3 separate regions of the Homo sapiens genome follow, and all the other regions are linked to region 1. The links are chromatin loops, found by intact Hi-C in ENCODE. Cell type or tissue: Calu3. All regions are shown on one strand. Each heading gives the region's core, and the rest is flanking DNA. Links, peaks and the distances in the headings are about the cores only.

Region 1 (11,139 bases), core at 1,910-9,909:
ATGTCCTTAAAACATGGAGGAGGAATAAAAAGTTTCCCAACAAAAAAAAAAGTTGGAAGAGGTCATCAATGCCAGACCTGTCCTACAAAAAAATGCTAAAGGGAATTCCTCAAGCTGAAAGAAGAGGACTTAATGAGCAATAAGAAATCACTGGTAATAGTAAGTACAGAGAAAATCACGGAATATTGTAACGCTATAATTGTGGTGGAGGTTCTAGTACTCAGATCTTGAGTAGAAAGACTAAAAGATGAAATGATCACACTAATAACTACAACAACTTTTAAAAACATAGATGGTACAATGAGATTGCATTAGTTCATTCTCACATTTCTATAAAGAAATCCCTGAGGACTCCTCAAAAAAACTACTATAATTGATAAACAAATTTAGTAAAGTTGCAGGATACAAAATCAACATAGAAAATCAGTAGCAGTTCTATATGCCAACAGCTAGCAATCTGAAAAAGAAATCAAGAAAGTAATCTCATTTACAATAGGAACAAATAAAATAAAATACCAAGGAATTAACTAAAGTGAAAGATCTCTACCATGAAAACTATAAAACATTAATGCAAGAAATTGAAGGGGACACAAAACAATGAAAATATATTTCATGTTAATGGATTGGAAGAATTGGTATTGTTAAAATGTTCATAAAACTTGTATTAGTCTGTTCTTGCATTGCTATAAAGAAATATCTAAGACTGGGTAATTTATTTTACAATAGGTTTAATTGGCTCACGGTTCTGCAGGCTTTATAGAAAGCATGATGCTGTCATTTGCTCTGTTTCTGGGGAGGCCTCAAGAAGCTTACAATCATGGGGGGAAGCAAAGGGGGAGCAGGCACATCACATGGCAAGAACAGAAGAAAGAGAGGGAAAAGATGCCACGCGCTTTTAAACAACCAGATATTGTGTGAACTGAGTGAGCTCAATCATCACCAAGGGGTTCAGGCCAAACCATTCAAGAGGTATCCATCTCTATGATCCATATACCTCCCACCAGGCCCCACTTCTAATACTGGGGATTACAGTTCACCATGAGATTTGGATGAGGACAAATATACAAACTGTATCACTACCCAAAGCAATCAACAGATTCAATGTGATTCCTATGAAAATACCAATAATATTCTTTACAGAAATAGAAAAATTAATCCTAAAATTTATATGGAACCAGAAAAGACTCATAATGGCCAAAACCACCTTGGACAAGAAGAATAAAACTGGAGGAGTCACAATCATTGACTTCAAATTACAATACAGAGCTATAGTAAACCAAAGATCATGGTACTGGCATAAAAACAGAAACATAGACCAATAGATCAGAATATAGAACCCAGAAAGAAATCCTGACATCTACAGTGAACTCATTTTTGATGAAGGTGTCAAGAACATACATTGGGGAAATGATAATCTCTTCAATAAATGGGGCTGGGAAAACTGCATATGTATATGGAAAAGAATGAAACTAGACTGCTGTCTCCTGCCATATACTAAAATCAAATCAAAATGGATTAAATAATTAAATTTAAGACCTAAAACTATGAAACTGCTTAAAAGGAAACTTTGGGGAAATGCTTCAGGACATTGGTCTGGGCAATTTTTTCTTTAGTAATATCCCACAAGCACAGGCAACCAAAGCAAAAATAAACAAATGGGATCACGTCAAGTTAAAAAGCTTTTTCACAACAAAGAAAACAATCCACAAAGATACAACCAACAGAATGGGAAAAATATTTGCAAACTATCCATCTGACAAGGGATTAATAACCAGAATATATAAGGAGCTCAAACTACTTAATAGGAAAAAAATCTAATAATCTGATTAAAAATGGGCAAAATATCTGAATGATCATTTCTCAAAAGAAGACATACAAAAGACAAACTAAAAATAGAGCTACCATATGATCCGACAACATCAAAGGGATATCTGCACTCCCATATTTGTTGTAGCTGTGTTCACAATAGCTGAGATTTGGAAGCAACATAAGTGTACATCAACGGATGAGTGGATAAAGAAAATGTGGTACATATACACAATGGAATACTATGCAGCCATCAAAAAGAATGAGATTCTGTCATTTGCAACAACATGGATGGAACTGGACATCATTATGTTAAGTGAAATAAGCCAGGCACAGAAAGACAAACATCACATGTTCTCACTTATTTGTTGGAGCTAAAAAATAAAACAGTTGTATTCATGGACATACAAAGTAGAATGGTGGTTACCAGAGGCTGGGAATAACAGTAGGTTAGGAGTAAATGGGGATGGTTAGTGGGTACAACACACTTTTTAACACAAATGATAAATGCTTGACGTGATGGATACTTCATTTACCCTAATGTGATTATTATGTATTGTATGCCTGTATCAAAATATTTCGCACCTACTATGTACCCACCTAAGTTAAATATTTTAAAAAGTTTAAAAAGAATCTGCCAGAATACATACATTATAAATCATGTTCTATAACACAAAGCAATACAACTACAAATGAATGTAAATAAAGATGCAGAAAACCAAATTACTTAAAAATGTTAATAATGAACAAAACTATTTTCCTAAATGAAAGTATACAAAGTGGAAAGCCTAACCCTATTTACAGAGAATTGGAAAAGTGTGGTTCATAAGGAATGAGTATGTTACAAGCTAGAACATTTGAGATAGGCAAAAGGTGTATTAAAAGGCAAATTAAAATCCCTAAACATCTTCATGAGCAGATTAAAAAATGAATCAATATTGTAACTTAAGAAGGTGGAAATATAATACATAAGTAGATCTATGCTACAGAGGAAGCTGTTAGTCAAAATAACATGAATAAATAAATTTTAAAAGCAGAAAAAAAGTAACAGTTTGTAAATAAATATTAAAAAAGATAAATCACTAATTTTGATAATAAACAAGGGCAAAAGTAGACAAATATACTGTGATAAGAATATCAAAAAGAGGAAATAGCAGCAGATATACAAGTTTTAAGACAATATATATCACTTTGCTAATAAATTTGAAATGTTTTTCTATGCTATATTAATTTCTAAAATTGAGTGAATAAAAGGTCAAAATCTAAGAAAACAATAGCTTAGGAAAAAAAATGAGAAAACCATTAAAAAATTCAGTCCAGATAATTTCACTGACAATTTCTTTCACACTTTCAATTAGAAAATGTTTCTGATGTAGTTTATATTGTATTACATCATAGAGTAAAACGGGGAGTTTTTGTTACAGAACCAGCAGCAGGCTGATAAGAAAACATGAAAGAGTTTAAAAAATAGTGACACAACTATACTTTTGAATACAGATGGGAAAATCAGAAGTTTGTAATTAATATATAGAACCCAAGATTAAAATAAAATAAGAATATAACATGAGCAAATAGATTTTGTTCCAGAGATGCAAGATAAGTATTAGAAAATCTGATGACATTTGCAACACTAATAAGCCCAAAAGAAAAATAAAACATATAATCATGACAGATGTTAAAAAAGAAAAAGAATGCAGTATTTATTACTGATAAAAAATAAAGTACAGATTTGCTTTATTAAAGTAGCAGCCAGAATCATATTTAATAGTCAAGCACTACAATTATTTCTGTTATAATCAGGAAGAAGACAGTAGTCTCAAAAACCATTAGTATTGTGTAAATCACTATTATATAAAATTTTTTGGAATTTCTCCTAAAGCAATAATACAAAATAATGAATCCAAAAGTGTAAATATGATTAAGTAACATGGCAAAATTACCATTATTTACTCATGATTGTATATCTAGAAAAAAAAGGAAGAATTTCTAAACCAAACAAAATAAGAAGCAATATGATGATTGAGTAAAATAGTAGGCTACTGCTATGGACTGAGTTATTTTCCCTCAACATTTATATGTTGAGGCCCTAATCCCCAATGTGATTATATTTGGAAACAGGGCATATAAGAAGGAAATTAAGGCTAAATAAGCTAATAAGGGTGAGGCCCTGATATAATCAGATCAGCATCCTTAAAAGAAAAGATGCTAGTGAGTTCATTCTCACTCTCTGAACATAAACATAAACAGAGAAGTCAAGTGAGTACATAATGAGATTGCAGACACCTGCAAGGCAAGAGAAGCAGTTTTAGAATAAAACCTAACTTGTCAATACCTTCATCTTGGACTTCCAAGCCTCCAGAACTGTGAAAAATACATTTCTATTGTTTAAGTCACCCAGTCTTTCATCTTTGTTATGGAAGCCTGAGATGGATAATACAGCTACCAATTTTAGGCAAAATGGGTAAGAATTTCACATAGCAGGTGCATGATGGCATATTATATTTATCTTCAACTTTTATATATGTTAATGTGTATAAAATTTTGTATCTTGGAAATATTTTAAGAAATATTTTTTAAAAGAGACAATGTAAGATGGCAAATACTTATGAAATAAGTAAAATCAGATTTAAATTACTATAATATTTTACAATTAGATAAAATGTGCAAATAAAATATAGAAGAAAGAGTTATATATATACACTCACAAAATAGCAACAAAAACATTAACAAACACGGTATAAGCAACAAATAAATAGAACCTATAAGACAAAGCTATGAAACATAAATGAGGGATATAAAAAATACTTGAATAAATGTGGAGATGTACTTCTTTCTCTGATTGTAAATATTTTAGTTACCCCTAAATTAATTAATACTAGTTTTGATAATCCCAATAAAAATTCCAGTGGGGCATTTTTGTAATTTGGAAAGTGATTTAATGTTTATCTGAAAGAGTAAACATATGACAATAGCCAGAAAAGGCATTGCCTTACCAGATTTCAAAGCCTATTATAAAGCTATCCAGAAATTAAAACTGCATTGCTGGCCTAGAAATGGAACAGATTGGAGCCTTAAGACAGGTTATTAAGTACATTAAGAATTCAGTAGCCATTGAAATTTACCACCACAAATCTGCAGTTCAGAATAATGATTAAGAATGTTTTTTAGAGTCAGGCAGTCTTGAGTTCAAACCCCTGATCTGTCATTTATTAGCTGTGTGTACCTTCATTAATTTCCTCAACCTATGTGAATATGAGTTTCATCATCTGTATAATGGGACAGTAATACTTACATCAGAATGAAATAATGTATGTGCCTGGTACAATTTACATATAGTAATACATAATTTACATACAGTAAATCCTCAATAAATGGTAGTTTCTGGATCCCTGTCTCACTCCTTGCATCAATATAAATTGCAGGTGAGTCAAAAGTCCACATATGTAGAAAATAAACAAAATAGAATAAAAATATAGAGGAATGGAAATATAATTATATTTTGAGGTAGTTATAAGCATGATGAAGAAATTGAAAATCATAAAGCAAAAAATAGTATATTTGTTATATAAGAAATAAATTCTGTGTAATGAAAATTAAATTACCATAATAAGTTGAATGACAGCAACACTATTGGGGAAAGGATATGCAATATATATGTCAATATGATTAATTTTATGTGAATATTTACGTTTCAATGGTTAGTTATTTGTGTTCCATATGTATGCTGTCTTGGTTTTAATACATTTTTTTTTCTGTAAATATTCATTAGCAATGAGTGGCCCTATATTTGTAGAAGACTTGAAATGAAGCTGAAGCAATTGAAACATGGGTCCTGTTTGCTAGATGGAATTATTTCCAGTTGCAGAGGGATGATGTTATTTCTGTTTGTCTAATGTCTTTATTAATGACTTTGAAAAGTAGTTAAATGACATGTTAATTAAATTTGAGGTGATAGTAAAGGAGAAAGCGTTGTGAATATCATTGAGATTCCAAACAATAACCTCTTTGGGAGAGGTTAAGGATATAAGCAAACTAGAAAGCCAGATTTAACCTATCAAGTAAAAGCAATCATGCAGGGAAAATGATCAAAAATAGATATTTTAGTCTAAGGAGAGTACTGACTGGAAATCAGCCGTGCTGTGAGCATTTGGCAGTCACTAGAATAGAATTAGGCTAAATAAAATTCTCAAGCAATGAGAAGATTCACACTGAATTTTTAACTTATTTCCAAAAAAAATGCATTTTACTTTGAAGTGTTGTTCTAAATGTTGGTGTAGCCCACAAACAAAGGACCATAGGCTTTAGGGATAGATCTTATGATCAGAAAAATGTCCATATCTGCTGCTGAGGTAAAAAAAAAAAAATCTCTACAGCATGGATGAAATTAGTTGTGTAAAGAAAACTTGATGAGCAATACCACATCTTAGAGAGTGTTTTGGAAAAAGGTAAATGATTAATCTGCATTTTAAAGTTAGTGTTTCCACTTACTTCAGAACCACCTGGAGTGCTTTTTAAAATGCAGATTTCTGGGCTCTAGCACAGACCAACTGAAGCAGAATCCCTGGATGCAGGCACATGTAATCTGCATTTTAAAGGAAGGTTGTTTTCTTTCTTTTTACATAATAACTTTGGGAACCATTGCTTAGTGTTATCTGTACGAAATTCCACTAAAATATGATGAATGGAAAATAACATACAAAATGGGAACTCTATCATACTATGGAAAGCTTTTGTAATGACTTGGAATACTATGGCACCGATTATTAGGAGTTAACCAACACCACACAAAGGAGAAGCATAAAATCATCAAGATTATTTGTGTACAGCCTCACAAATTGGATAGTACACAACTCCATGGTGAATTATTCACATAGATTACCGTGTGGATGGCACCCCCTAGAGTTTGCAGTGCAGATCTTAAATCAGTACATACAGATGTTCCCAGTTAGTACTAGCATAATTATATTTTGGAGCAGGGTAGTTCATTAATCTCTATCACACTCAAAATGAAAAGATTTATGTTTTCCATGGTTCGATTCACCAGACATTACAAATTTGGCATTCAAGATGCCTTGATGTTGAGATAAGGAAGTTACTAGAAATAAGAATATACCCTATTTTAATACAGTCACATTTTCATTCATAAATCAGTCTCCTGTTATTTAGACTTGAGTGAATCATAGTTTTATTACCTACAGAGTTGAGCACCAGAACTTGGACCAAGAAAGTTTGCACTAAAGCTATTGATCTAATGAAACCATCCTGAAACTATCAGCCAGCTTTGCCCTTGTTATGACTATAGCTGCCATACTGTCATATTACATATTTTCTGTGGTAAAGGAAAGAAAAAATTAGTTATAAGTAACTAAGAAAAGACAGAAACAGCTTGATGAGCTATAGATTCCATTTAGAATATTTTTCCCTCACATGCATTTTTTTTTTTTTTTTTGCACCTGCAACCAGATTGTAACCTTGAGAAGAATCTTGCCCACAAATTTAGAGGCCACAGTGGAAAATTTACTTCTGGGAGTAGGTCATCAAAAGAGCATGCTGAATCCAGATGCAGAGGAAATTAGAACTTTTGTTTGTTCTCTCTTTGAGGACAACTGTGCTCTCTGTGAAAATTACATAGCCCCTCCTTACACTGTTTCAGGGGGAGAGAAGCCTATTAGCAAAACAAGTAAGGGAGATATTGGAGCACAAAATTGGGAGGAGGAATTAGAAAAATGATTGAGTTTGAAAACTGCTGAGTAATTAGGGGAGGAAAAGGGGATGGAGAGCGACGATTTGTTACCTGAACTAAGAAAGCAGATGGAACTTACTGAAATGGTGAATAGCAAATAATAACTTCTCTCACAGGTTTCCCTTCTCCTGAAAATCACCTTTACTGGACCCAAATGCACTTTCTTTACTTGTCCTTATTTCTTTCCTTTCTTTTACAAATAAACTTCTGTTTACAAGTTTATTCTATGTTTATTACACAGTCCCTCTTTAATCCTTTAACCGCTAACCTAAATATACCTCACCTGAAATTTCTTCCCATCATTCTACTTAATTTGTACTCCTAAAAGTCACCAATGCCGTATCAAACCTATATTTCCCTGTCCAAATCTCTCTCCCAATGTGTTTCTGCTTTTATAAATATCTGCTGGCATTTCCCCCCCGTATAGCAACAGCATAAACATAAACAATAAAAACAATACCAATAACAACAAAGCAAATTATTTATTGAGCACTGCCAGGCACTGTCCCAAGCACTTTGTATGTGTTAACTCTTGATTGTCTCGACAACCTTAAAATGTAGGTACTGTCATATTCTTCATTATACAGATCAGGTAACAAATTTGGGAAATTTCATAACTTTCCCAAGTTCACATAAACTAGTAAATGGTGAAGCCAGGATTTGAACTCAGGTGTTCTGACATCTAAGTGTTTGACTACTTTTATAGGCTCTCCTTCTTTATGCCATATCACTTCAAACTCAGCATATCTAAAATTAAGTTTCTAAACCCCTATCCCTAATCCTAAGCAAAACTCTTTACTTTCTACATTTCTTTAATGAAATCACCATTTTCTCAAGTCTCAATGGTACCATCTTTAAGCATGGATAATGGAAACTAAGGAGTTTTCAGGGTTTTGATTTACCAATGCATGAGAATGTTCATCCAAAAACACATGAAAAACCTCTTTTAATGCAGAATGTATTTACTTTAATATAATATGTACTCAGGTCTATGAACATGCATTAATAATTCTTAAACATTCCAGATCTTTTTCAACATGCTTTCCTGCAAACAAACTTGGATTTTAAATGCTTAGCCAGGGTATGCAATATTTGGCAAAGATTCCTCTGCCTATGCTCTCCTTTAGTGACTCTCAAGCTTCATCAGGCATGTAAACACTCCAGTAACATGCATAAAGAAAAAGGCCCCAAATATATTCTTTCTCCAGATAAGAAGTTATATAAATGAAGAGTGCTCAACTTAAAGTATCTCTAGGTTAAGCAAGATAATAGGTTAAGTGTAGAGATGGGGGGGATTGTTATAGCTAAAAAATTTTAAATAATTTATATGGGAACGGGTTTTAGTCATTCAGATACTTCTCTCTTCCTCACCATGTTTGGAAATGCATAGGTCTTTGGCACAGGGCAGATCAACCTTCTCTGTAGTTGGATTGCTTTTTCATTTTTGTACAGATATTTTGGTGTTTGATAGACTTAGACAACCTTTATATTTTAGCATTGTTTAAAGAGCAAAGCATCAAACATGGGAGCTAGTATATTAAAAGGTGCTTTGCTCAATTCTGTCCTTGAACCTAAAATTTCAAGAGTTCATTCACCTACTATCAGTTGTTTTAAAATTACCCAAAATTGTAGCAATAGTTCTATTCTCTAGAAAAGGGAATTTATGTAACAATAGCTCAACATCAAGGTACTCTTGCTGAAGATGCTTCTGACTTTGTAAAATAACTGAGCCCTTTTTAGTTTTGTTTCCTATGATGCAGTAGGTCTGTGCCTTGTTCTCTAATACCCGCAGTTAGGGCCTTTCTCTTTTGCTTGATCCTTTGCCAAATACTGTAGTTATTTTAATATTGTATTGCTTCATTTTCTTTAACATTGTTTATTTCCAGAAACTGAAATCCACATCCGGAATTTTATTCCCCATGTCAAGTGCTATCTGATTTCTTTGACACTCGCTGTCTATCTGCCTAGCCCTTGGGGCTATCACATATTGGTCACACAAACTATACACTGCAAACTCTAGGGGACACCATTGTGCAGACTCTGATGTGAATAGTGCTCCTTGGAGTTGTGGAATGAGGCGGCACTAACTAGATCTTTACCTATTATGGACTGACACACTATCCTCCCTATCCACCATTTGAACACTTTGCTCCACCTATGTCAGGGAAATTTGTTTAGTCTTTATTACCAGACCTCGTTGACTTCAATTTTCTGCCTTCTTGGACCACCTATTAATGCCTGCTGCTTAAATTCTGCCAAAACCATAAATGCGGTCTTTTTTAAACCTCAGAATTGCACAGAAAAAGCCAAATTGTTAAAATGACAAAATTGCAAAACTCAATGGTATGCGAAAGAACTAGTTGTCAGTGTTCTGGTTTTCACTCTGTTCATATGAGAGAAATATACACATATGCAGTTTTGGTAGCTCACAATATTTATTTTTCTCATGGTATTAATTTCAGTAAGAAAGTTATTCTGTATTTATGCCATCAGACAAGTAAAACAAATTATAAATAATTTTGTCTTTTAAAATACGTATACTGTAGTAGGATAGCTTTTCAGAGGGCTTAAGAATAGAATCTGAAAAGAAACTACATTCTTTCTATAATTCCACTTAAAACACTAGTTGACTGAAAGGAGTGGACCACAATAGATAGTTTATATTATTTGGCTATTGAAAACTTTGTTTAGGCTATACCTATATGGTCATTTTGAATTTCTTTAAGAAAAAGGGTGAAGAGGAATACTGACCCCAGTTGCCATGAGAAAGCATATCATCTTTGCCTTAGATAATCATAAGTCACATATAATGTGACTCTTGCAATTAACTCTTTTGTAGAAATCTAGACATTTCCTAAAAGTGAGACACTAACCATTTGTTAAGTGGTACCAAACGAAGTTTCTAAAGTGTAGAGGTTACTTGAAAACAAAAAATCAGTGGGTTTGGTGAGCATTCACTTTGTGGTCCTCTGAAGGCTAGAAAATTTACTGCAGTAAATCATGGATTTATTAGTGTCTTTTCACTACTAACCGTAATGAGCTCCAAAATATACTTAAGGGCTCTATCCTCAAAGGTGTTTTTCTCTCAACTAGTTTGAAAACTCATTTCAGTTATACTTTTATAAAGTGTGGAGATGAAAGGCAGAGAAGAAGTAGGGACATCCTCATTGACTATAGAGTGACACAAGTGGTATCATTTCCTCACCTCACGTAAACTGCTTCATTGATGAAGTGTTTTGGATTGTCTTGTATTTTTGCAAAGTGTTGCTGATCGATACTGGCTAAGAGCACAGATCCATAGCAATCAGTCTGCTGTGAGGCAATTATATATAATTGAAACATGTAATTCTCTAGCCTGCTTAGTATGAATGAAAACCAATACCATAATATCTTTGTTTAAAGTTTATTTAGTGCAATGGAAGTCTTAAATATCTAAGATCCATGCTCCTTCTAGGTTGAGTACTTTTTTTTCTTCAGCTTCCTTCTGTAATTCCCCAAAGGTAGCTTTATTGTATTATCAAATTCTAGCTAGCTTGCTTCATTGGAGTTTATGATTTTGAAGCAATAGCAATCAGAGGCAAAGTTGATGG
Region 2 (11,139 bases), core at 1,371-9,370, 260 kb before region 1:
CTTCCAAATCTTAAGAGCATCTTGTCCTGGACATGCTAGGGAATGGGTCTGAATCTGAAAATGCCATAGTAGTTCTTACCTATGGATCTTCATGCATTCTAGTGTTCCATTGTCTGAGATGTCCTCTAGTCCTTACTCTGTCAGTATAAATTGACCATACTCCAAAATGTAGCCTAAATTCTCAGTACAGTTTGCTAATTTCCTGGATAAATTCTTCGATACTAGGAGCTGTGGTTGGGTCACCCCCTGTGGAGTACCCTTCAAATAAACCTATATTGTCTTAGAGATTGTTTGGCTGCAAATAACAGAATCTCACCCACAGATGAGATTACATAAGATAGGAAAATACATTATAATAATGCAGAACTATCTCACAATACTTAAGGACAGGGCTAGCAGCCAGCTTCATGAGGCACTGAAATTAGGATGTTAAAACCTATCTGAGACTAAAGCAGCTACTCTCTCATACATTTTTAAAATCTGGGGATGTATGGTCTTTTCTCTGCAAATAAGCTTTGCATTGCTCTTTCATAGCAGGAGAAAATGGCCATCATGGACCTACTAGGCCCTCTAGTTTATGAATGAATAGAGACTAATGAGAGTCCGAGACTAAATTCTAAATTTTGGAGAGAAGGAATCTGATCATTTCATCTTGGGTCTTGTTTTACTCCTGGGTTAATCTAGCAGTGTCCATTGAAGTATATCCTTGACCCATTGCTTACTCAACAGGATTCCATACAGTACACTCTCTAAGATGGATGGCAAAGACTACGACTAGTCATCCCCAAATTTCTACTTCTCTTATTACTTTTTTAGAAACATAAGTTTTGATTTTTACCTGGGTATTATGACCACACAGTATAAAGACTATATTTTCTTGACTTGCTTATAGTTAAATGTGGCCATATGACTAAGCTTGGTCGATGAGCTATGAGGGTACTATGTGTAATTCCTTGTTCTGCCTTTAAATGGAAGGAGAGGCTATTCTCTTCATCATTTTTTTCCTTCCCATTGGTTAAAATGTGGATGTGGCAATGGTCCATCTGGATAATGTAGGCAACTCCTATAAATACTGGAGCAGTGAGACAAAAGGGGCCCTGATCCTTGATACTATCTAGCTACCATGTCAGCCCTGGTCGGCTTATGCCTGGACTGTTACATAAGACAATTGAAAAATCTTTCATCTGGATAAGCCATTGTTATTTTGAATCTGTTTCAGTAGACAGACATAAATCCTATGGCAGATACAAACCTGGAAAGTTTCTGTAAGAAGAGGTAAGGAGACAAGAAGGAACTTATTGATGCGGGCAATTATTACCATTCATGCATAGTGTAAACTGGGCATTCCATGACTTTCAGTTTAGGTCATATGACAAATTTCATAGCCTGAAAATGAAGGACACTTATGGGTATGAAGTAGGTGTTCAATAAATACATAAATGAAAATCTAGATATACAAGAGACATGAAAGAGCACCATAGTATGGACACAAGACAGAGATTAGAGTTTTGGGATAAGATAAGTCATACTGGATATACCTAATACATTCTTTTCCTAGATATCAACGACATAAATGAAGCTTTGATAAGGAGTCATCATCTCATCCCCAGTGTCAACATGGAAATGCTGACAGGCTATAAATGCTGGCAATGCCCAATTTATGCTATGCATGAATGCCAATAATCTCCTGCATTAAGGGAAGCAGGCTATTCAAATGGTCTTAGAGGTAAAATGTAGAAGACTCAAGAAAAATATTCTCCTAGGTTCTAGGGCTGGTTCTGCCGATATTTCTTATATAAGAGATGTGAAAATGCACAAATGAAAGGGCAAAATCTTATACACTGTCTGAGATGCTTCAGTTTACTAGTATATGAAAAGGTAAAAGTAATGAAGCTGCTGTTTTTCATAAACTGAAAGAGACCTTAGAAGCCAAATTCATTTCCTACTTCATGCTCTGTGATTCTCCTAGCTTAAGTGATTATTCAGCCTCTGATTGTAAACCGGTAACTCACTGTTACTCAATGGTGACCACCACAGTTTGAACGTGTTTTCCTGTGTTGTACCAAAATTATAACTTCCACACATTGATCCTGGTTCTTCCTATTGGAGTCACCCCAAAGTGGTTCCATTCAGAATTACCACAATATGGCATAGTGTTTAAGAGCACAGGGTATGGATTCAGACTTACAGCTACTTGGTTGAAATCCTGACTCAACCTTCTGTTAGCTGGGTGACCTTGAACAAATAATTTAAGCTGAAACATACTTTTCCCATCTGCGAAATGGGTAGAATAGTATCTTCCTCAGATAGGTTGTGAGTATTTAGCATAATTTCTTATACTTGGTAAGTATTAAAAAATGGTAACTGCTATCAGTAATAGGAATACCACTAAATAATAATATAATCTATTTCTTTTTACTGGATAGCACTGCCTATATTTGGAAAGAGTTATTCTTCCCAAGCACCCTTTTGTCTCCAGGCTAGACATTTTCAGTCTTTTCAAGTTGGCTTCCTGTGACGTGGTTCTTAGACTCTTCCCCATTTTGTTTTCTCTTGTTAGTTTAATAAATGTTTCTCATTGAGGATAGATGCTACTTACGTTTTAGGCAAGAAAGGTCTGCATACATGTAGGATCCTCTTGCACATTGCAAAGTGTTTAACATCCCTGGCTCTGCCCACTGGATGTTAGTAGTTCTATCCAGTCATTGTGAGAACTCCAAATGCCCCCAACACATTTCCATATGTCCTCTTGTGGCAATACTGCCTCTACATGAGAATCAACCTAACTAAACAGAATTCCTGTGAAGCAGCACCAATATTTTTTGGATCAACTGTCTAATAAAGCCTATTTATTAGTTTTGTAATAACTGATAGTACATTTCTCTTAAAGCAGTTTTGTTTGCAGTTTTTAGGAGGCACAACACACTGTTAACTAAGTTGAATTTGTTAACAGAAACTTCTAAAACTGTTTATAGGTCAGGTCTTCCTATCTTGTACCTATATATATTTGATTTTTGGAACACAAGTGTGATATGCAAATGCGGCACTTAATTCATCTTTTGCTTCAATGTTTTATATTTTGATTCTGTCAGCTAGTGTATTTGCTAATCTTTCAAACCATTTGTCACCTGGAATTTTAACCAACAGCTTCTCTGTATCTTCATTCAAGTTAGTGATTACCAATGTTGTCCCAGATTAAGTGAAGAACAAGAGCCCTATGTGTTACTATAGACCTCCTCCCAGGCTGTCATTGAGCCATTAGTGAGCATCAATTAGTTAAGGTTGCACCTAACTATATTGCTATCCAGAAATTCTGCATTCTTGATCTTGCCCATAAAGGTATCATGAAATGCCTTTTTAAAAAAATATGTTGATAAAATCAGGAATCACTCTGGCAACATATCTCTTTTGATATACCATTTCAAAGTACTTTTCATAAAACTATCAATTATATGGTTCATCATTTTATAGATAAGTTCTATTAGCAATTAGAAATTACATTGAAATAATGAATTTGATAAGTGTTTTAGAATTTAAAAGATTTTATTACCTCTAACACTCATGAGTAATATCAAGATGTACCTTATATTATATGTTAGGTCTGTACTTGGAATCAGTCCTAGTTTTAGATGGAATCTCTGACTTCAGGATGCCTAAGAAAGGTTGTAGTCCCCCCGCCCCCGCCTTAAAAAGAAAACATTCACTAAGGCCAGAAATTCCTTCAGTAGGAGACAAAAAAACAAAACAAAACAAAACAAAACAAAACAAAACAAAACAAAACAAAACAAAACACACTTGTCATTCCACAAAGAGACGTTGGAATTCATCCACCACTGGGAAAAGAACATGGTGCAGTACTCTAATTGAAGTATTAATGACATTGCAGTTTATTTTCTGAGAGCAGATTTTGATGAAAGGAAGGGAAAGAGGATGAAGATACTAGTTCCCTGGTTAGGGGAAAGATTGATTTTAGAGGGTAGAGAAGTAAGAAGAAAAATGGTACAGAAAGGGGAGACTGGAACCATGGAAAATTTTTCTATTTGACAGTCAGGACTTGGACCCACCCTGTCTTCCAGCAAATTTCTATGGAGCCTGAAACTTCTATCCACTGAAATTACTTTTTGAAGCTTTTTCAAAATGTGCATTTTTACTGTTAGAGATGTCTGTTTCTGGGAGAGTTAACATACTATTTTTCTGATTCAGGCCTGCAATCACCTAGCAGAGAGCAGGTGTTGAAGCCAGAGGCCTTCCTGAGAAGGCAGGGATGGGCAGCAGGAGGACAGTGAATACTTGGGGGAGGTGGGAGCCCAAAACGGCTAAAGGGATTCAGTAATAGGGGTAATTGGGTTGCTGAAGACCCAGATTATCTAATTAGCAATTTTAGGGTATGTTGCCCAGGGCATGACTGTTCATATGATCAGAACCTGTACCCCTCCTTTCATTTGGACACAGATCTAGGCTTGGAAGACCACCCCCCAGGGGTAGCTCTGCTTCTCCAGTTTTCCTCTAGTTTGCATTTCTGCTTTTGCAGTCTCTTGCACAAATACTTTCTTGGCAGTTTGTTTTTTGCATACTTCTCTCTAAAGGCTGAACATTGATGAATTTGGCTGCACTTCTTGTGGCACATGCAGCATTAAAGAATCTGCTTTTATATCTTTTTTCTTCTTCTTTTTTTTTTTTTTTTTTGTTTTACGTCTTGCAGTTTGAAACAAAGTTAGTCAGCTGGCTGAGTAGCAAAGAGAGCTCTTCTATTCTTGACCAGTGCTTGAAAGGAGTATGATTTGGCCCCTGTCTCCTCAGCCTACCTCTTCCTTGCCTCAGCCTTTGGCTGTCTCAGCTGCCTAGCCGGTGGGGACTGAATTACGGACAGTGACTAAAGGAGCTACAAATGAGCCTCAAAGAGGTAAAGTTAATCATGAGCCAGGTCTGAAACCTGTCTCCTGACCCCAATCTATGGTTCTTTCTGTGGCATCATTCTGCTGAGAACATTCATGGCAATGTTTCTGATGATGCCAGCATTGTGCTTCTGTTTTTCCTGGTGGAGCTGATATCCTCAGTACTAAGATGCATGCAAAGAGATCACAGCAGAAATGATGGCAAGGGTGATTTATTTACTGGATGACCATATTCCCCCAACACTTAGATATTTTCCTCTTGTGGGCTTGTTTGATGCAAAGGAAGTCAAGTTGAATTTTATTCTCTACCACTTACTCGCATTTTTCTCTCTTTTCATCTGGTTTTGTCATAACTGCCTCATCCTATGCCTATGCACAGTTATCTTCGACTGCCCGTGGGCTGACTAATGTCCCTATATTGTTGTTCTCCTACCGCAGCAGTACCTCAAGTTTCAGTCTTTCTCTTCCCTGCATCCCAAACCGAGTCCTACATGAGTCAGCTTATCTACACATTTGTTAAAGAACCACTAGGAGTTATGGATCAATATGTTCATATTATGTGATTTTAACAATGGGCTACTGGAGGCAATAGCTTACCTGAAGGCATCTGAACTATTCAGAGTGCTTGGTAAAAATGTGTGTTGCTAGGGCCGACCACAGATTTTCTAAACTACAAACTCAGGAGGTGGGACCTGGGAATCTCAATTTTAATAAAAATTTTAAGTCATTCTGAAATATACTAACAGTTGAAAATTACTACCTTATGTTGTGTTTAGAATTAAAGCGTTTGTTGCAAGTGTGCAAACATTTAGCAGGTATCAATGGTCATTGTTAAGCTGACCGATGGAATCTTGCCTTTAAGATTACATTTCACGTGTAATTATTACCCCCTAACTTCCACCACCCACCAAATACATACAGTGGACCTGGAATCTATCTGTGAATCTGGATTTGTCTTCCCAAGATCTTGGGCTCCTGCTGTTTTATACTGGAGTTTCAAGTATAACCTGTGACCTCTGGAATAATTTTCTTCTGGAAAAATTTCTAATCTCCATGTCTAGCTACACAATATGACTTATGCTATGTTTAATAAATATTGTGTGTTCCACGTGGCAGAAAGCACTCAATTTCTCTATAACAAGGGAACCCAACACTTTCCTCTGTGATGTAAAAGCAGCTATGACTTGAAAGAAGAGAGGAAGATTGCTAGGTAAATTGGGAAGTCCTCAAAAGATGACTGTATTCTATTTCCCATCTTATAGTCTTGTTCTCCTAAGAAAATAAGAATATATTATAAAGATGTTTGCCCTTGGGATCCAATGTAATCTTTTCACATGGGCAGATGTTTTAAAACTCAGATATCTGGATTCACTGAAGAGATACATGGTAAATAAAAATATGACTCAAATGCAACCTTGCAGCCAGGGGGAGCTATTTCTGACAGCTCTCAGAATTGGTGGAATAACTTATCTTTTGAATATCATGTTTATGCAGTATATAGATCATCTCTGGCTACAAAGAAGACAGGCTCAGCTATGCAAGGAATCTCTGCTCTTGATATAAACTGGAGAGCTGTTTGGTGGCCATGCTGCCAACGGTGATCAGTAACACTAAAGTCATACTTTTGGTCTATTATTCCACATTGTTTTCAAGCTAGGGGAATGCTTTTTACCCTTCCACCTATTTCCTATCAAATAAAATGATTGGATTTGAATTTGTGAAGAATATTTATCTAAATCCCTTGTTTTTAGTTAGGACCCTCACAACTCTCTACTGGGAAGCTTTACTGGGATGCTAGATGTACTCACACCATAATACTGATTTTTGACCAAGGGGGTAAAACTGGTGATCACCCTGACTGAAGTAGGAAATGAGGCAGTTGTATTACTTATCAAAGCTCAAGTGGAGACACTGACCCATTTTTAACTACATCTGTGCTTTGACAAGTTTATTCACCTACCTATACACAGAAAATCTTCATTCAAAGCTTAAAAATTTAGCATTAAAAATCAAGTTAAAATGTTTTATTTATTTAACCCATTGAGTTTAAAAAGCATAAATTCTCAAAAGATAAAGTTAATTTTTATAAACACCTGACAGCTATCATCTTTATTTACTAGTTTTTCAGAGGTGAATGGGGGCAGGTAAAGTAAATAATGACTCCGGATTTTTTTTTTCTGTGACTCTTGCAAGCCAGAGAAATAGAAAGGCATTAATAATCTGCAAGATTTTCCCTTTACCACTAGTTATAGGTAAGGAGCCATGCCTATCCTCTCACTATAATGCAAAAGCATTCTTATGCCTGTTATAAGTAGACAGTCTCATTTGAGATTTTAGGAAGACTAATTCTGTTTTCCATAAGACTAATGAAGTTATAAGTTATTTATGCAGTTTTATACTCATCACATTTGTGCGCTAAAGTGCTAACAACTTTCTTCACCATCATCTTCTTAGAGTGTTTAATTTGTTCATATTTGAGGAACAGCCCATCCCAATCTCATGTGATCCTGCCCTCCTTGCTGTGGCTGATGACATTTAGATGGACCTTAGATTCTCCAGAAACTGTTCAATTGGGATTACAAAGACTGGGTCAGTTAGACTGCTGAGTCATGAACATGGAGAAGTTGGTTAGCAAGAAATGAATAAGGCAGATATATAGAGAAATGGAGATGAGAGACCACATGGTCCATAGAGAGAGAGAGAGAGGCAGAGTAGCTATCTTTTGACTTTGTAGTTTCTGTGAGGTCCATCTATACTTCTGGCAATGGGATTCTATGAGAATGTCCTGCATTTGTAAAATAAATCCTTTTTCCTAAAACAAATTTATTTTCAGTGGGTTTTTGGTCACTGTAACCTATAATCCCAAGTAGGAATAATTTGAACTTGGTACACAAAATTTTTATTTTTCAAAGTCTTTCATATCTATTATCTCCCTTGTTCCCTATTCCAATCTCATATCAGAAATAGGGCAGAAATGATAATTGCCTTGAAAGCCAAAGAAACTGAGGCCTCAAATAGAAAATGTACTTGCTTTAAGTCAAACAGCAAGGTAGAGGGCAGAGCCAGGCCTGAAATACATGGCTTCTGGCTCCCATGCCTAGAACTTGGCATTTACTAGGCATGCAACAATTATTTGTGGGATGGTAAATCTAAATAGGGATGGGGGATTCCATTTAGAAAAATGAAAAGTAGCTGATCTTAACAGACATTAATATTCTGAAAGAACCCAACAAAAGAAAGCCACAGGAGACACTAGCAATTCTCCCCATTTTAACCTCTTCACTTAAGAAAAGGCAATGTATGGACAGATTCACAGCCAAATTATACCAGACATTCAAAAAAGAATTGGTACCAACCCTACTGAAACTATTTCAAAAGACTTAGAAGGAGGGAATCCTCCCTAACTCATTCTACGAAGCCAGTTTCACCCTGATAGCACAGCCAGGAAAGAACATAACAGAAAAAGAAAACTACAGACCAATATCCTTGATGCTTACATCCAAAAATCCTCAACAAAATACTAGCAACCCAAATCCAACAGCACATCCAAAAGATAATTCACCATGATAAAGTGGGATTGATACCAGGGATGCTGGGATGGTTCAACATACACAAGTCAATAAATGTGATTCATCATGTAAACAGCCCCAAGACTGGGTATCTACCCAAAGAGAAAGAAGTCATTACATGAAAAAGACACTTACACTTACACACACGTTTATGACAGCAGAATTCACAATTACAAAAATATGGAACCAACCTAAATACCCATCAACCAATGAGTGGGTAAAGAAAATGTGGTATACATATACCGTGGAATATTACTCTGCCATAAAAAAGAATGAAATAATGTCTTTTTCAGCAACTTGGATGGAACTGTAGGCCGTTATTCTAAGTGAAGTAACTCAGCAATGGAAAATCAAATACCGCATGTTCTCACTTACAAGTGAGACCTAAGCTATGGGTACACAAAGGCATACAGAGTGGTATAATAGACATTGGAGACTCATAAGTGGGGGAGAGGAGGAGGAGGGTGAGGGATAAAAAACTACATATTAGGTACAATTTACACTACCAAGGTGATGAGTACACTAAAATCTCAGACTTAACCACTATATAATTCATCCTTATAACCAAAAACAACTTGTACCACAAAACTATTGAAATAAAATTAAAAAATTAAAAAATTAAAAAGAAGGCAATGTATTTGAAATGTCTTCCCTTGTCTCCCTCTACAACAGACTGCAAATCAGATCTTGCCTCTGAAGATGTTGACTGGGTCTTACCTCTCTGCAACTGTTGCTAGTGGAGGTACAGTTTGGCTCAGTTTGGTGATTTCTACTTGACCATTAGGAAAAAAAAAGTAGTCCCTGTGGTGAAACTTTTGAGTGCCAACTGAACTAGAAATAACTTTTCTTGGAAGATCATCTTTTGGTACTGAAGTGCTGACAGGACCTAGCATCTAATGGAATATTTAGAGCTGCAAATAGAGGTATCTCTCTAACTTTAACTGTTAAGCGGTTGCAACCTCTTCAGGCTACGTCTGATAGAGTATGGTTTGGAAGTATTTCATATGTCTCAGTGGTGGTGTCCTATTTTCTAAATAATGACTTATTTGTATTTTGAAAAACAAATAATGAAAGTTATGTGTGTGTGTGAATGTATGTATGTGTGGGCGGGAGGGGGGGGCCTGAAGGAATGTTTCCAGTGCTATTTTATGATACATTAATAGGTGTTAGACCAGAAAATACACTCTGTCTTAAGATAATGCAGGTTTTACTCAGTATTTCACATGGACTTTGAAGATTTGTGTTCCCATTTAAATAAAAGAAACCCAATCAGTGCATGGCACATAAGGTGGCTGTTCTTTTTGTTTGTTTGGTTGGTTTTGTTGTTGTTGTTGTTTTTCGAGACAGAGCCCCTTTCTGTTGCCCAGGCTGGAGTGCAGTGGCGTGGTCTCAGCTCACTGCAACCTCCAACTCCTGGGTTCAAGCTATTCTCTTGCCTTAGCCTCCTGAGCAGCTGGGATTACAGGCGCCTGCCTCCACGCCCGGCTAATTTTTTTTGTATTTTTAGTAGAGATGGGGTTTTGCCATGTTGGCCAGGCTAGTCTCAAACTCCTGACCTCAGGTGATCCACCCGCCTTGGCCTCCCAAAGTGCTGGGATTACAGACGTGAGCCACCACACCCGGTCAGGTTGCTGTTCTATACTTTGTATTTATAAGGAAAGTAGAATTAAACAGTGATGCTGAGGAAAGAACCATTTAGACACATGGTCCAGTGAGAAAATCTGGATAAGGAAACAGAGGTTGTTAAAAAGCTTGTTTAAATTAAAGGCTCTGGGAATGGCCTGAGGAGTTTCTCAATGTCCGTGATATAGTTTGGCTCAGTGTTCCCACCCAAATTGCATCTCAAATTGTAATCCCCACATGTCAAGGGAGGGAACTGTAATCCCCACATGTCGAGGGAGAGAGGTGATTAAATTATGGGGGAGGCTCCCCCCGTGGTGTTCTCGTGACAGTGAGTTCTCACAGATCTGATGGTTTTGTAAGGGGCTCTTCCCACTTCACTCACTCTTGCTCTCTCACTCCTGCTGCCTTGTGAAGAATGTGCCTGCTTCCCCTTCTGCTATGATTTTAAGTTTCCTGAGGCCTCCCCAGCCATGTGGAACTGTGAGTCAATTAAACCACTTTTCTTTATAAATTACCCAGTCTTGGGTGATAACTTTATAGCAGTGTGAGAACGAACTAATGCAGTCCCAGTGTCAAGGCCCCACATTGACTGATTATATCAGAATCTCTGAGTTCAAAGCTCAGGCATCAGTCATGTGTAAAACTTTCTGGGTGATTTCAGTGTGCAGCCACTTTTGAGAACCAATGCCCTGAAATCTGACACGATGCTGAGTCCGTAGTACATACTCACTTAAGACATGTATGTATGGTAAATGCACCTGATAGAAATAATTTAAGTATGCCCTGAGAACGACCTTGTATGGCAGACACACCTAAATGTGTGCTCAGAGTGAGGGAATCTGGGAGTAGCCAACCTGGAGATTTGTTCTTTTTCTATGAGGAACATCTTGAACCCCAGTCCATCCTGTGGATTAGGGGCCATGCTGGGAATGGAGGCCCCGAAGTTTTGGGTTGAATGAAGGTTGCCAGGTGAAGGTTGTTAGGGAAAGGGTGTTGAGTGAAAATGCTATATAAACTGCATGCTTTTTGCAAGCTGCTGCAGTTTTCTCGTC
Region 3 (11,139 bases), core at 1,279-9,278, 270 kb before region 1:
ACTATTAGCAGTTATCTGGCACTTAGTTACATATTACAGTTTGACAATTATTGTCTCCAGTTTCTATGTTACTCTCATATTGTGATTTAAATGTTTATAAATACATACATTGGTCTAGCTTACCCCTCTCCTTTAGGACAAAGTTAATATACCTTATCGTCTCCCCTGCAACACTTAGCATCATTCTTTGTAGAACTCCAGTAGATGCTTTTTGAATAAATGTATGTTTATAATTACCTTTTAAATTATAAGTAATCTGTAAATTATTCCAGCAGATAACCATATCTTTTTAAAAGACCATTCCAACCTTAGCTTGGAAATTCCCTTTTGTGATTAATTTGAATCCTTTATAATGCACTCTAGTGTAACTATTCTTAAAGATAAGTACTGTTTATTTTCTCTCCCCACTTCTTAAAAACTTCTTACACTTTTCTTCTACCTTATTTCACAATTGTGGTTGTTCTTCAAGGCTCTGTTTTCCTTTCTCTGTGCTCCTCCTGGTAAATTTATTGTTTTGGCAAGTTTATCTACTCTCCATCTTCAACTCCTTGTAGTTGCTTCTCAAATCTACTTTTCCATTCCTGTCCTAAGGACCTTAATACACTATTTTCAAATATTGGTCAGAATATCATCACTTGAGTATATTTAAATCTCCTCAAACTCAATGTTTTACAAAAAATAATAATCTCTTATACCACCCAGACCACCCACTCTTTGCATTCTTTTCTTCATTTTTGCTGTTTGTGTGTACTGCTGTTATCCATGGCTCCTATGCCCTGGAATCTTCTTTCTGACTTCTTTCTTCTTTACCCTTCATGTTCTATCTGTCCCCAAATTGTGTTGAATCTTTCCTTTGAATATTTTTGAGAGTCAATTTCTCCTTTCTGTGACCTCGGCAAATGGGCTAGTCTAGGAGATTATCTAGGCCTAAATTGTATGTATGTATGTATGTATGTATGTATGTATGTATGTATGTATGTACGTATGTATGTACTGAGACAGAGTCTTGCTCTGTCGCCCAGGCTGGGGTGCAGTGGCACAATCTCGGCTCACTGCAACCTCTGCCTCCAGGTTCGAGAGATTCTCATGCCTCAGCCTACTGAGTAGCTGGAATTACAGGTGTGTGCCACCACACCTGGATAATTTTTGTATTTTTAGTAGAGACAGTGTTTTGCGGTATTGGCCAGGCTGGTCTCGAGTTTCTGACTTCAAGTAATCTGCTTACCTTGGCCTCCCAAAGTACTGGAATTACAGGCATGAGCCACCATGCTTGACCAAGGCCTAAATTTTAGATTACTATTACCATAGCTTTCTAATTGCTTCCCTTGATATTATTGTTGGTAATGATGATAATAATATGATTATTAGCATAAAAGCTGCTATTTATGAACTCTTGTGTGCTAGGCATTGTACTAATGTACTTTTTGAAGATTAGTTTGATTCTCATAATGACTCAGTGAGGTATATATTAATATTACCATTTTAGAGATTAAAAACCAGTAACATACAGAATATACATAACTTGTCCATGGCTTCATAGCTAATAAATGGAAAAAGCTGGGATTTTAACTTTGAAGCCCATGTGCAATAACAATACCCTGCATTTTCCTGTTAGACTAATGCATTCTTTTCATTGTGTCACTCACCTGTTCCAGAGCATGTGAAGACTCCCATTGCCTGCATCAAGGATGAATTCCTTCATCTGATACCAAGACCTGCCATGATATTGTGCCACCATCTCTCCCCAACCTTATTTCTCATGACTCTCAATACCTACTCATTGTTCCATTCAAGCTGACTTGATCATTGTTTCCCCCTCTATTCCCAATGTTTACTCCTGCTTAATGATTTTGTCTAAATCTGAGATACCTTTTCCTCACCTCTTCAAATTCTGCGTATACTTTAAGGTCCAGTTCAGATCCCACTTCTCCATGAAGTCTTCACAAAATAGTCCAAAATGCAATGAGCTCTTGTTTATTATCTTAACTTCTCTGCCACATTAGTTTGTGTACTATACCACTTACCACTCTATGATGTACTCTTGTAACACTCTCTAGTATGAGATGATCCAAGGAAACATTTTAATTTTAGTAAAAGTTACCTTTGATAATGTTTCTTTCATCTTGTCTCCTTACCGTAATTCTCCTGCCTCCTAGGCATCAAGTAAATCTTCATGCTGTCTCCAGATTGCTAAGCCCTCACCCCTACCCAACTGCTGGTATACCCTGCCCAGACTCTTCTCAGGTTTTTCCAAGTAGAAGTGAATTGTTATTCACCCACTTCGTAATGCCCTTTATCCAGACTCAGCTAGGGAACCTATGTAAAAGTATATGTGATTGCTTGTACACCTTTCTGAGAGGCTAGATTTGAGCAGCAATTGTTTGTAAAGCCATATGTGCTTTGGTCTTTGAAATTTCAGAAAGTTGAGAGTGTGGAGTATAGCAGAGGGAAGTAAAGGATATGAAAGAGTGGGAAGGAAAATATATTGGGGCAGGTAAACCTTCCTGGCATCCATTAAAACATATCATGTAAGTCAGTCACTTCCAGTTCTGCCAAAGTATGAAGTTGGATCTCGCTGTAGTGTTTTCAGTTTTTTTCTCTGTAGCAGCAGTTCCCTGCCTCTAACCTGCAGCTACAAAGTATTGCCCTTGGTGCTTTCTGAAAAAAAGAAAAACAAAGTTTGGAAACTAAATAATTTCTCAAAAAAAATATATATATACCATTTTCAGATTCAGGTGCAGGTTTTATTTAAATACAAATATATTTAAGAGCATGACTGAATTCATAGCAACTTTTGGTCGTTGCCAATTTTCATACTCAGTGAACACCACCAGTATAATGCTATCATGGGCAGATCCACAGAATGTTGTCCTTTAGAAAGGATCTACAGGCCGTGTGTGGTGGCTCACACCTGTAATCCCAGCACTTTGGGAGGCTGAGGCGGGTGGATCACATGAGGTCAGGAGTTTGAGACCAGCCTGGCCAACATGAGGAAACCCCATTTCTACTAAAAATACAAAAATTAGTTAGGCATGGTGGTGCACAACTATAATCCCAGCTACTTGGGAGGCTGAGACAGGACTGCTTGAACCTGGGAGGCAGAGGCTTCAATGAGCCGAGATCACACTACTGTGCTCCATCCTGGGTGACAGAGCAAGACTCTGTCTCAAAATAAAATAAAATAATAAAATAAAAAGGATCTACAGTTTGAACTGTATCAGAAAATCCTTGAGGGCAAAGATTATGTCTTTCACTTTGTTCACATTCCCCAGCACATTCAACAACAGTAGTTTGATGGGTCTTTGGAGCTCTTGAATGAATGATAGAAAGAAGAAGTTGGATAAGGATTTTTTTTTTCTGTTATCAGTCCTTTCATTTTTCAAATAAGAGGATCAGATTAGGTGGTGTCCAAGTTCCTTTGTAGCTCTGGCATCCTAGGTTGATATGTACTTGACTATAATTGCAATGCTTAACTGTTTACTTTGTACTAGGGAAAGTTTGGGAGAAGGTAGTTCTTAGTACAGTTCTTAGCATCCGTGTGAACTTGGTTTATCCATTCTCAAAAGTGCTATGAATCATAGAAAATTGCTGGAAGGTTTCAGACACTTTCTGAATTTTCACTATACAACATCATTGTTTGGAGTGACAAGTTTTGCCACCTCAACAATGTGGTAAGCCATGGATTCACTTGGCAATTAGTGAGTTTTTGATTATCCATCTCTGTGGAAAATGGCCCAAACCCCTCTCTTGAACACAGATTCTTAAGAGTTGGAGGTAATACTGTGTCTATGCTCATGGAAACCAGTTAGAGGAAGGGTAGACAAATATGACTTCTGACAAGTTTGGTTTGGTTTTGCCTAGCCACATTTACACCACTTACAAGCCTAGCAAAATTGATCAGGTTTCAAGTAAGCTACCGCTCTCTGCCTAATTTTGGTACAGAAAAAGAACAACTTGCTCATCTGACCACAGACAGCAGCTCTGGCCAAGTAGCTTCTTTCTTTCTCTCTCTCTCTCTTCTTTCATAATAACCAGTTACTTCCGGTTTACAATCCAGATTCTGTCTCTCATTATCGATATGATCTTGGGCAAGTGCTTTTACTGTTTTGAGCCTCAGTTTTCTCTTCTGTAAAACTAGTCATATTGTTTAGTGGTTTAGGAATAGTGGCATATTAAAATGCCTACAGAAGTATCAGGTTTATAACATGCATTTAGTAAATGGAGATGCCACTGTTATTCCCTCCTTTTTTTCTTTTCTCCTTTCCTTTTTTCTCTTCTTGTTCCCTGTCTCTGTCGTGAGAAGAGAAATTATCTTTACCAATTTTCATGGAAAAGACTTAAGTGGCTAATGGAAGTATCAGCCTCTCAGCCTGCAACTCTTTCCCCATGTAATTTGTGATTTCAGGTTTGAAACTAGGGCACTAATTGTGGGTGCTTGGTGGCAAGTAACAGTTGGGGAAGAAATTAGTACAATGCCCATTGCTGCTTTTCAGTTGTTTTAGTGCAGGGCATCTGAACTAAGAGTTGTGTCTCATGTAGGTTGTTCCTGCAAAGTTATCTCTGAATCTTCTAGATTTACAAATCATTTGGTACCCAGCTGTTATGCTGAGTGATTCATGGTTATGGGTGCCTTGTTTCAAATGCTTGTCAGCAGTTTCTTCCCTGTGGTTGCCTTGTGATTCAGTTGTTTTCAGTATGTGTGCATCTCTTCACATTCATTTGGACTCTGCCTCCCCCAACTTCTGTCATGGAACAAATGAGTCAGTGTCTAATCGTGCTGGCTTGCCATCCAGTTACTTCAAGTTTCCTATGGTAGGTGGGCACCAGAGAAGATGGTGCTGCTGGCTCACAGAGGGGGCTGACTGTCCTGCTGCCAAACTGCTCTGAGAAGGGGGAAAAGAATGGCCACATTTCTCAGAATGAATATCAGGAAGCATTCAGTATACAGGAGGCCAAGAGAATGCACATTCTTGTTCAGTAGGTGGCAGTGTGGTCTGGCTTGAAGCAGCACAGCACATTCAGGCGTGTATTTTGCAGTGCTTTATCCCGATGTCTTTGACAGCTCCAATTTGAGATTTTATTCTGAGTATTTTAGCACCTTTTGTCAAGTGCTCTTAAAAAAAAAAAACTTCATTTTGTTAGAAACTTCTCTCTTGGTAGTGGGCGGCATGTTTGTGGCAAGTACTGTGATTTGAAGCTTTTGGGAGCTAGGTGGCTAATTACTGTTAGTTGGACATCTTGCCAGGTAGGCTGTACTTCTGTTTCCTAGCTGTGGTAAGAGGAGTTCTTTTCTAATGAATATGGTGGTTATTTCACTGACTTTATCAGTGGGGAATACTTCTTCAGCCTGTAGATCTTAATAGTTTCTCTGCTGAGGAGGGAGGCTCCTGCGAACCAGTGTGTCAACTCTGTTGGAGTTCATTCAACCTTCAGGGAATAGTACATTTGATATGGCTGAGCTTGGACTATAATAGCGCAGTGTCCTCTGAAAAGCTGAATATAGGGCAAATCCCAAACTCTATCTCTGTACCTTGCCTCCCACTGCAAAGCCCTTTTCCAGAATGGCTTATTTCTCAACACATGTAGAAATCCTTGAAAAGCTTTGCATTTCAGTAAGAAGCCTACTCTCCAGCATGAGGCCTGGGCAGGAGGAAGAAATTATGCCTAACTAGGCCACAGGCAGTGTAATCCGTGAAGATTTGCTTCCAAGCAACTGACTAGGGCAAGCGGACTACCTTAAGCAGCATTGATCTATTGGTTTTTCAAATGTGTTAGTTAGCAACTTATTGGCCAGCAATTCTGAGGACTAATTAAGTAGGTTTCAATATAGAGTTGAATGTGATTACACATTGTATACCTGTGTCAAAATGTCTCATATACCTCATAAATATATACACACACTATATACCCATAAAAATTAAGAAGAAAAAGTATAGAGTTGGAGTAGAAAAATCAAATCCAAATCATGTTTATAAACTCAAGCAAACTACCACTTTATATACATGTGCCTGAGTTTAGATATTTATAATGAAATTTGTGGTTTAAACTCAAAAAGTAAGAATGGGCTGGGCACCGTGGCGCATGCCTGTAATCCCAACTATTGGGAAGGCTGAGGTGGGAGGATCACTTGAGGCCAAGAGCTTGAGATCAGCCTGGGCAAAATAGCAAGACCCCATCTCTAAAGAAAAAATAAAAAAGGTAAGGATGATGGCTTGAACCTAAAAAGTCAACTTGATAACCTTTAGTGAGTCAGCAAGTCTTTTTGTTCTGCTTTTTATCTGTACAAGGGTAACAAAAACACAAAATTGTCTTATCTGTTCATTGTCAATAAAAAAATTACTACTATAATCAAGAAGTTTACAATTTCTTGGGATAACCCCATTCTCCTGCTGGACCATAATAATTCTTAGTGTATCTTTCTTATTTTTAGTTAAGATTTGACACCTTATAACTTCTGCTCCTAGAATCACACAGAATATTAGAATAATATCTCTTCCACATGATTAGCATTTGTACATCTCAAGACAGCACTGAAGTAATGCATTCATCTTTTTTTTGCTATTAATTCATTCATCCAGTTATTCAACAAATATTTATTGAGAACCTACTATATGTTAGGCATTAGGGTAGAAATTAAGGGTATATGGGTGATTAAAAGACACATAATCCATGAGTTCATGGATCTTGTGTCTAACTGAGTCTTTTTTTTTTTTTTCCAGGCTAAATATCTCTAGTTTCTTGAACTTTTCCACACATTGCATGGTTTGGAGTCCCCTCACAGCCTTGGTCACCTTTTCTGGACATGTTATCAATTTCTCTCTAGGAGTGTGAGTCCCAAATCACCCAAAGGAGCGATCTAACAAATGGTTAAGAGCTTTCTGGGTTCAAATAGCAGCTCTGTCTTTTACTATGTTATATTGAGCAAGGTATTTAACTTTTTTGGGCCTCCATTTTCTCATTCTTAAAATGAAAATAATAATGATATTCTCTGGGCTGTTGTGAGGATTAAACAATATAATGCACATAAAAAGCACTTCATTCAGGACTTGGCACCTAATGCTTAAAAAGGAACAAGACATCATTTTATTCATATTTGCTAAACAGCTTAAGATGGCATTATCATTTTTGGCAAATACATTCTGCTGTTATTGCCTCCAGAGGTTGCAATCACTTTAAACCTCCAAGTCATTTTCTATCTTTCAGGGAAATTACTTCTATCTTCCAGAGCTGTGCTCAGATGTCAAGCCTCTATCAACCTCTTTAAGACACGTTTTGACCAACTCTGTCTGTTTGACTGGCTTGTGTGTCATCTTCCTGAGAGATGGATGTAATTTCAGTGCCAGGATTGATGTCCTTGACTTGACTTTTTTTTATCTCTGGGTTTGCTAAGAATATGGAAATGTGCTTGTGGCCTCCCTCAGCTTTAGGATCTTTTCTGTAGAAGTACGGATTATAAATATAACACCTCAAGCAATAGGGGGAAAATGTTGCCCATTCTCTTTGTGCCTTGTTTTATTTATATTTAGGAAGCTTTTGATTAATATGCCTTTACAAGATGATTGTTGAATAAAATTAATCCCATTTCATAATATGATCATTTAATGATGGCCTGGCTGTTTTTGCCTGCTCCATCATTTTGTTTTAGGACTTTGTCTGGATTTCTATTACTGATTTCATTTTTTGGATGTAAACACAAATACATATAATTTACCCCTTCCCTCACTGCTCTCCAGGGATCTTTGACAATAATTCAGAGGGTGGGGAATCATGAGTGGGAATGAGGGTAGGGAGAGTAGAGATCAGAGCTGTGACTTGTATGCATTATGGAGATTAATATAACCCTGAGGACAGGGCTTTTTGTCAGTGTTTCTGGGCCAGAGTTAAATCAGGAACATAGGAAAATAGACCCGAGGGTGTACTAAGGATCTGAATTCTTTTCTCTTCCATTCTACTTGGTCCCTGAGAAAATCCCCAGCTACCCATGTGGCTCATATGCCGTTTAGCTCACTTTGATGTCTAAAATCACCATCATTAGAGTCATTCTTCTCTGGATAACATATTATCGGTATCCATGATCACTTACTGATTACTGTTGTTCATCAGCAGAGTTGGGGTTTCTGGTGTTAGGAAGGTCAGGAAAGACGAAAAATGTCCATGCCAAGTGGAGAAATGAGAAAGCAGTCAGAAGGCACTGGTGTGAGATAAAGCAGTACAGAAAAAGCAGCAAGTGGAAGACAGAAAAGAGATCCATAAACAAAACTGATTTAATTGCTTAGGGCCTGTCCGCTCTTAGACCTGGGCAAGAAGTGCTATTACCCTGGGCTTTATGCTTTTCTAAAAGGCCTCACTCTGGCCCTCCTTTAGCCACACTCTTCTCTATAGGGAGGGGACTTTGTGCTGCCAGTGTGTGCATCCCTAGGCCTGAGGAATACCATGCACAGGGGAGTATAGTCTAGGGTTGCCAGATGAACTATATGACACCCTGGAATTTTATTTATAGAATATGGCAACCTTAGTATAGTCAGAACTTGGATGTGTAGGCTGGAATGTCCACATGCATATGTGTGGGGCTACTCACTGTGTGGGATGGAGCCTAGGATGGAAAGAGAAGGGAGCAAGTCAGAGATCTGGAGTTACCTGTCTCTACACTGATATATTTTGGTTCAGAACTCTGGGGAATCTGAGAATTAAAAATTTGAACCTGGCATGCGAAGTTGTTTTGAAGTATATTTTTCAAGGTAGGAAGATAGAACATATTTTATTTAACTATTCCTAAATTTTGATACATATTTTTAAAATATGTAGACATCTGGTATGTGGGCCTCCGTTTATACCCTTGTCCCAGGCTCTGCAAATGCTAGTCGAGAGCCTTTAATAATGGCAACACATTGCCAGATGAGGGTACTGTGCCATGTATTTTAGAACCATAACTTTATTTAATCCTCATTATAACTCTGTGAGTTTGGCACTGTTAGTCTCTCCATTTAACAGATAAGGAAACTGAGGTTCAACAAATTGCAATGACTTTTCCAAGGTCAAAGAGTAAATGACAGAACTGAGATTGAAACTCAATCCTTGGACTGTGCGCATATAATAAGCTTTAAATCAACATCACTTGAGTCAGAATCCTGCCTCTGCTACTTGCTAACCCTTTGAATCTTGTGCGAGTTATTAATCTCTCAGTGCCTCAGTTTCTTGAACTGCAAAATGTAGATGTGTGTATGATAATAACAGTACCTACCATATATGATTACTGGGAGGATATAAAAAGATCTTGCATATTAGGCCAGGTGCGGTGGTTCCAGCCTGTAATCCCAGCACTTTGGGAGGCCGAGACGGGTGATCGCTTGAGGTCAGGAGTTCAAGACCAGCCTGGCCAACATGGCGAAACCCCGTCTCTACTAAAAATACAAAAATTAGCCAGTTGTAGTGGTGTGTGCCTGTAATCCCAGCTACCTGGGAGGCTGAGCCAGGAGAATCACTTGAACCCAGGAGGCGGAAGTTGCAGTGAGCTGAGATTGTGCCATTGCACTCCAGCCTGGGTGACAGAGCCAGACTCCGTCTAAAAAAAAAAAAAATCTTACATATTAAAGTGCTCAGTACAATGCCTGGAAAATCAAAGAGCTGAAAAATATTAGCAATTATTATTAGTAGTAGTGTTAGTAATAGTTGCAGCAGCTGCTTTAAATTGAGATATAAGTATGGTATGAGCATAGTATTATATTACTTACTTATTGTTGCATAACTAATTACCCCAAAACTTAGTGGCTTAAAACAACACACATTTATTTTCTCACTGTCTTTCTGTGGATCAAGAATCCAGGCACAGCATATCTGAATCCTTTAGCTCAGAGTTTCTAACAGGCTGTAATGAAGTCTCTACTGGGGAAAGATCTGCTTGCAATATCATGCCTGTGGCTGTTAGCAGGTCACTATTCCTTGCTGACTACTGGTTGGAGGTGTCTCAGTTCCTTGGCACACGGGCCTCTAAAGGGCAGCTCACAAGATGGCGGCTGACTTCCCTCAGACAGAGCCAATGAGAGAATGCTAACAACAATGGAAATCCCAGTCTTTTGTAACCTAATGATGACAGTGAAATACGATAATTTTTGTCATATTCTGTTCATTGGAAGCAAGTTGCTATAGGAGGGGATTGTAAAAAGGCATGGTTAGTAGGAAGCAGAGATCACTGGGATTTGTCTTTGAAAGCTGCCTGGCACAGGTAGATGGCATTATATCAGGGCTGTGTGAGGTTCCATGGGACAAACATGATGCATCTTCTCTGGGAGGCAGCTTCACTATGCAGCAAATGCAACTTTAATTCAAAATGTAGCTGCATCATGTAATAGAAACAAAATTCACGAATACTAAAAATAAACAAAAACATGAGATTATAAAAATGCCTTATATTTGTGGCTGCTGTTTTGGCTGCATTGCCTCCTTAACTTATGCCGACTTTACTTCAGTGATTCTCAGCTGAAAGGAAAAAAAAGATTCATTTTGAAAAGGTTTGTTGTGTATTCTCTCTGTTCCCCAGCAATCCTTTGTTTCTGTTTCTTTTAGAAGCTGAGATGGTCATCTTTGTTGCCTCACCTCTCTGTAAGATTTAGGGGAGGATGGGGAAATATCGTTCCCAGTGCAGTGGTCTTCAATTTTGGCTGTATGTTATAATCACCTTGGAAATTTTTGAAAAGTACTGAGATCAGAGCCTCTCCTCCAGAGATTATTTGTTCTCAACAAATAATATCTAACAAAAACTAATAGCACATGTTAACCATCTGTTTATTAGAATGATGGAGGAATTGATTTGTTTGGTGCACTTGGTGCCTTTCACCACCGAAAATAATGATAGTTAATATTTTGCATACGTATGACATAACAAGCTGTTCTAGGGGCTTTATGTGCAATACTGCTTAATCTTCACAAAAATTGTATTATCCCCATTCTACGGACAAGGAACTTGAAACCATGTTAAGTAACCTGTCCAAGGTTATAAAGCCCAAAAGAAGTAGATAATTGTAGTGAATACTTATATGATGCTTATATGGTGCTCAGTGTGTTATATTCACTTTTCCAAGCAGGATTTATAGAATTATTTAGTCTTCACAACAGCCCCATGGGAGTACTACTACTATTGCC

What was found. Hi-C counts contacts between places; a loop is a spot of excess contacts. Peaks named below come from ENCODE experiments on the same cell type or tissue, not always from the same donor. Only the 100,000 strongest peaks of a DNase experiment are listed, where the experiment ranks them.
Region 2: a loop joins it to region 1, with 6 times the contacts of the local background. A loop is called at or near these places in 12 of 110 quality-filtered maps.
Region 3: a loop joins it to region 1, with 7 times the contacts of the local background. A loop is called at or near these places in 17 of 110 quality-filtered maps.

Annotation. Positions count from the first base shown.
Region 1 is chrX:121,572,512-121,583,650 of GRCh38, forward strand. No RefSeq gene overlaps it. Among named protein-coding and RNA genes, the nearest start is that of MIR3672, 210 kb to the left of the region's middle. In Calu3, for the core only: no CTCF peak of the experiment used is centred there; a DNase peak (open chromatin) is centred at 6,690.
Region 2 is chrX:121,316,032-121,327,170 of GRCh38, forward strand. No RefSeq gene overlaps it. Among named protein-coding and RNA genes, the nearest start is that of MIR3672, 49 kb to the right of the region's middle. In Calu3, for the core only: a CTCF peak has its summit at 6,269; no DNase peak of the experiment used is centred there.
Region 3 is chrX:121,303,728-121,314,866 of GRCh38, forward strand. No RefSeq gene overlaps it. Among named protein-coding and RNA genes, the nearest start is that of MIR3672, 62 kb to the right of the region's middle. In Calu3, for the core only: a CTCF peak has its summit at 4,981 (motif pointing right); a DNase peak (open chromatin) is centred at 4,984.